2 separate regions of the Homo sapiens genome follow, and region 1 is linked to region 2. The links are chromatin loops, found by intact Hi-C in ENCODE. Cell type or tissue: PC-3. All regions are shown on one strand. Links, peaks and the distances in the headings refer to the core of each region. The heading gives the core; the rest is flanking DNA. Region 1 overlaps CFAP61 (cilia and flagella associated protein 61). Region 2 overlaps RALGAPA2 (Ral GTPase activating protein catalytic subunit alpha 2).

Region 1 (2,930 bases), core at 220-2,719, 330 kb after region 2:
TTTAATTTCTTAAATCTATAACTATGTAAGAGTATTGGTCTAAAGTCATGAAGTTTATAATACATAAGTCTAATAGACTGATTTTTAATTTGATTGCCTATGAATATTCAAAAAGTTCCTTCAAATAGAACAGTGGGTCACGGAGTACAGCTTGCATTTGGGCATGCATTTGATGAAATGGCAGGAACAGCAGAACCACAGATAAAGCTCAGATCTAATGGTGTTGGCTTAATGTATATAAACAATATCTAACATCACCGTGAGCCCTCAGCTCCAAAATCAAAGGTCACCATATCATGAAAAAAAAAAAAAGTTTCAAGTTAAGTGCTCAAGCCAATGAAACATTAAACAAGGGCACCTGCATTTTCACAGCAAATAATTCCAGTGGGGATTTCACGTTGCTGTGGATACAAAGGGAGGAACAGCTCAAAGATACTTGTAAAGCAGGGAGGGATTAGGGTATCCAGGGAAATAAGTAAAAGGTATTGTGTTTCATTCCATGCTTCAGGAGGACAGCTACAAAATTAGGTCTAAACATCCTTATCCTTCAAATAAAGAGGGTCACATTGCCCATTTATTGTGAACATGATAAAAGAAACATAAAACTTTTCATGGTGCTTACCCTTCTGGGCAGTAGATACATGTCGGCCTGCTAGGCGATCGCTAGTTATTTTCTAGCTGATTTTGTGTGTGCTGTGCGTGTCTGCAGGGTGCAGGCATAGCAAACGCAACCAAAGCAAGTGATTTAATTAACTGCTTTAATTAATGCTGTTATTTGAACAAATAGATAATGTAGAGAAAAAATTATTATCCCACATCGATCTAAATGTTTCAATTTAATTTACTAAAACCTCTGCTTTCTGAATGGTTCAAAACAGTGACAAAAATATTTGCCAATGAAAATAAATCCTAGCTCGTGATAGATATTTAACCTATCTACATATTCTACTAGTTAAAAAATAACTCAGATTTAATTCAGTCTTAACAACAACACATGCCATAAAATACTATAGGTGGAGTTTAGAAGTTGGGAGCTCTGTGAACTTCCAATATCAGAGGCAAAACAAATCCACACAAAATATTTATTGTTAAGTACACAGCAGAGTAAGAGAATCTACCAGTTTTTCCCTGAAAAAAATTTAACTTTCTTTAGCAATATTTTTTTCTGTTTAAATCATAAGAGACTTTTGGACAAGGTCCTGAGCCATTAATTTAATTTGTTTATTTTAAAAAAATTTTTATTTTGGAGGATTTTAAATATACACGAGGTGAAAAAAGCTTAGCAATGACTAATATTGTGCTGCTTTGAAAATACTCACCAACACTGTAGTGGTTGGAGTAAACACCACACATTGTATTATTTCATCTTAAATTCTCTAACATGCAAGAACCTAACAAGAAAATGAATTTCAGAAAACGGGGAAGGTGCAGGAAACTGTTAAGTATTAAAGAGATTTCAGGGGCACATTAACCAAATGCAGTAGTTGGACCTGGTTTGCATCCTTATCCAAACCAACTAACTGTAAAAGAACAATTTTAAGACCACTGGGAAAACTGAGCACGGACTGGTATTAGATGATATTAAGGAGTTATGGGGTATTTGTTCGAGTGTGTTAATAGTACTCAATCCATTTTTGTTGTTAGTAAAAATTAAACGGCAGCTGCATCCATGGCCACAAAGTTGTTGGTCATGACACACTCTGACCTCCAGGGGGAGACCGAAGAGAGAGATCCACAGAGGAGGTGTGGGATGGAGGATTCTGAACACATCTAGAAGGGAGTGGGCAGTTCGTGGGGTGAGACAGAGGTTACAAGCTCTCTCCCTGACCCTACTTCTCTCTTCTCTTGGGTGCCATCTTGCCCAGCTCCACCTTGGGTGGCTCAGAGCTCCCTGGTCCTGGAGCTCCTGTAGGAATGAGGATGCGACCTGGAGAAACGGGGCAAGGAGCAAGTCTCGTAAGGTACCCTGAGTCTGGGTGTGACTCAACCCTGGACCCGACACTAAGGTAGAAGTGTCTGCCTGGAGGGCCCTGGGTGCTCTCTGGAGTCCTCGGGGACCTGGCAGGGGAGGGGCATGGTGGCCAGGATAAGGGGCTAGGTAGAAGTTCAGGATCTCAGATAAAAAACTTATGTATCACAAAATAAACACATAAATCCTTACTGAAAAAATGAAAATGCATGCCATTCTTGAAATGTCAATTGAAAAGATAAGAATAAAATTTGGGAGTTCTGGCAAAACAGATGAAAATGAAATTGAGCTTTCCTTTATAATTTAGGGGAAATGATTAATGATGTTTTTATCTATGTCTAGGAAGTAAAAACATTATACATTTATACTTTAAGCATATGTTTATATATACTGAGCACATACCAGATGTAAATACCAAGATGGTAGCTATCAAAGACAAGCCAGAAAGCCCTTGCACATGAGAGATGGCAAAATACAAGACACAAATCAATTTGTTCCTTAAGGATGGAATCATGGAACATTATGGGAATTCAAAATCCAGTGGGATCACTTCTGGTTGGGGAGGATGAAGAAGAGCTTTGTGTTTTGGGCAAATGCTGGCTATTAGCAAGGCTTTAATAACACCACATGGGCAGGTTTTTTCTTGGGCCTTCCTTCTTAATGGTGATAGTTTAAGCATGAGACTTCGTGAAATGCTTTCTGCTAGGTCCAATTTAGCATGTTAATACTATGAATATGGGTTCAGCTATATAATGTTAATAATAACTTAAAAATTAGGCCTGGTAAGCCCCAAAGTAATGATGTGACTTAGAAGTTATATGATTCACTAAGAATTAGAAAATGTGGTTTGGAAAACAAGCCCATAAAAATGAGTTAGTTACAATGAGCAATTACAGGGGGAAATAGGTTTCCTTATAGATGAGACTGCCAATTTTGAGCAAATGTCTATAAAAATGGCTCC
Region 2 (2,930 bases), core at 331-2,830:
TTAGTCCCATAATCTCATTTATTTCCTAGATAAATGTAGAAATAGGAACACAAAGTAGAATTGTTTGTACTCCCTGCTCAAATATTTTACAGGCATCATTGCAAGTGGAAGCATCTTTTACAGAATGATGCAACTCAGGGTATGTGGAGGATTATGGGGTATAGAAAAGACAATTAACTCTCAGATAATAATGAACTCCTTCAGTGAAAGAAACAAAAGAGGAAGGTTTACTTAACAATACCCTACTTTAAAGAAGCCTTATGCTAATATTTTGCAGGAAAAAAAATTTACTTGGAAATAATAATCAACTATAGATCCTTCTCATTTTATAAAAACAAGTAAGTTAGCAGTAAACAATGTTCCTTAGAATGAATTTTTTAGAAAGTCACATAAATGAGTTTAGAATTGTCTTTCTATTTTAAGATGTGTTGATGTGGAAATGAAACAGTAAAATGAGATGAAATAAGAGTATATTATATAACATTTGAGAACCTGAAAAAAATTATTTTATAAATCATTTTCAAGAAATACAATTTTATAGTATAGACAAAAGAATTTCCAAATTTTGTGCTTAAAATTGTTTTTACATCTTAATGCATGTTATGTTTTTAATTAAGTTAAGGCTCAATATCTTTTATAGTTCATAGTGGAATACATAAATCTTAAAAGATGGTCCAATGCTAACAGTAATCCCAACATTCAGACTTCTAAGATGAAATGAGGATATCATAAATCTCTATTTAAAATCAGCCTATTATTTAGGCTTAGTTAGAAGCTTGAATTTTTATGTGAGTTTAATAGAGTTGACTGTTTTCTTTAACCTTAACAATTATTGTTATATATTTTAGAAGCGCTGACTGTCTGCCAAACAGAATTACTCTAAGTAAACTTTATTCCTTTGCCAGATGAAAATTACGCAGAAGACCTAATGAAAGAAACTTTTTTTCATTTAAGTTAAGAAATGTCTCTGGTAATTAGTTTAACTTTTGATCCACACGTCTAAATAGATCATAGTGGTTGTTTCAGAACTTATGTAATTCTGGAAACACATGTTATATTAATTATAAAAAGAAAAGAAAGCATTTATGGTAGAGAATACAGTTAAATTCAATTTTTTAATTAACAAACTATGTACCTGTGACTGGTACCATCTCAGGGCTTCTTTCTATTTTGTGAGAATTCTCAAAGGGCCACACTTTTATGTATCCTAGCAGCAAAAGGATTTATTTATGCAGAGAGAACCTTATGAAAGATGTCCTGTGTTTTTAAATAAATAATCATAAATAATTGTTTAAAATTGAACATTATCAGTTTTGTCTCACAAATAAAATCCAAGGTGGGTTTCTTCCTTTTGCCTCTGGGTGGCACACTTGTCTGCACGACGCAGCTTTGTGGTTCATGGGCCTTTGAACATTATGCTTTGTATGGCTTGGTTGTTTCATGAAGTTCTTTCTTAAATCTGAAGGTATCAAAATTATGTCAGTAGTGACCAATAAAGTGTTGAATTAAATAAGTTATAAGATGCTAAAAAGTATTTTCAAACATAATGATGTTCATAGTAATTGAAGACATTTTTTAGTTTAAAAAACAATTTGTAAAGTAGATGTCTCATGAGTTGTGTTCTCTGGCAATCCTGGAAAGTTATAGTTTCATCTAATATGATAGCAAATTTATTATGTAAACAGACATGACCATTTGTATCTTAAAAAATAATAATACATATACCAAACAGCCAGAAAAATGTAGTGCATTCCAAAGCAACTGTTTTTAGTATTTTTAACCAGTTTTGGTTATCCTAATAACTTATGTAATACTAACACAATGAATTTATCAAGTAGTATTTCCCCCGGTACATATGTAACATGGGTTCGTGGTTGATTGGTGTGATCGAAAACATGGTTTGAAATGGCTTTATTTTTTCCTTGACAATGAATTTTTTTTAAAAATTGATGTTAGTGGTTTACAAAATAATTAGGATTATAAACAGTTCCAAAATAACTATAAATTATGAAGAAAATTTGGCGTGACTTTCAGGGCTACCCGGCCTGCCTGTGAAGGAGTCTCCCAGTACGCTTCCCTCTGCTCAGCTGCTTTGTGTCTGAGGGTGGGCTGGTGATGGTGCTTAGGAGTATTTATTTCTTCAGCACTCACAGTGCTGGACTCTGTGCTGGGGACTGCATGATGTTGTACTATTGAATCTTCTCTGCAATTCAATTCAATAAATACCATGGCCTATTTTATTTTATTTTATTTTATTTTATTTTATTTTATTTTATTTTATTTTATTTTATTTTATTATTGCTTTTTTTTTTAGAGATGGGGTATCGCTCCATTGCCCAGGCTGGAGCGCAGTGACACAATCATAGCTCACTGGGCTCAAGCAGTCCTCCCGTCTTGGCCTCCCAAAATGCTGGGATTACAGGTGTGAGCCATAGTACCCAGGCCCCTGAGGCCCATTTTATAAATAATGAAACTTCAAAAAAATATCTAAAACTTTTGCCCAGTGCCACAGGCTAAAAAGCCTGTTAGAATTCACATACAGGCTTGGCTTATTCCACCAGGTATGTTTTCTTTTATTGATTCACAGCAAGCGTATTGGTCCAACAGCCTTGATGTTGTTTCTCCCTTCCGTTTTATTTTGCCTGGGCTCTGCCCTTGGTCCTACTCCACTTCAGAATCCTCCTTATTAAACTACCCTGCCCCAACCTGGAAAGACCTTTCCACAGTTGCCTTCTCAGTTCTTCATCATCCTTCAGTTTCTCTTCTAAAGCTGTTTCTTGTTGTTCTCAGTTTTTCCTAACACTTAAGCAGCTTTTTCACATCAGAATTCCCCAAAATAGTTTGACATGAAAGAACCTATGATTTGGATTTATTAAAAACAGTTTTTATTAATTTCATGATTATTTAAAACAGATGGAAAGATCAATATG

Evidence for each region. Peaks named below come from ENCODE experiments on the same cell type or tissue, not always from the same donor. Only the 100,000 strongest peaks of a DNase experiment are listed, where the experiment ranks them.
Region 1: it touches region 2 in a loop (19-fold over the local background); 6 of 110 quality-filtered maps call a loop at or near these places.

What each region holds. Positions count from the first base shown.
Region 1 is chr20:20,236,340-20,239,269 of GRCh38, reverse strand. The region is part of intron 18 of CFAP61 (cilia and flagella associated protein 61); the gene reads right to left. Among named protein-coding and RNA genes, the nearest start is that of CFAP61-AS1, 30 kb to the left of the region's middle. In PC-3, for the core only: CTCF peaks have their summits at 1,505 and 1,708 (motif pointing right); no DNase peak of the experiment used is centred there; H3K27me3 peaks cover 891 bases.
Region 2 is chr20:20,567,225-20,570,154 of GRCh38, reverse strand. The region is part of intron 23 of RALGAPA2 (Ral GTPase activating protein catalytic subunit alpha 2); the gene reads left to right. Among named protein-coding and RNA genes, the nearest start is that of RALGAPA2, 140 kb to the left of the region's middle. In PC-3, for the core only: a CTCF peak has its summit at 1,380 (motif pointing right); a DNase peak (open chromatin) is centred at 1,374.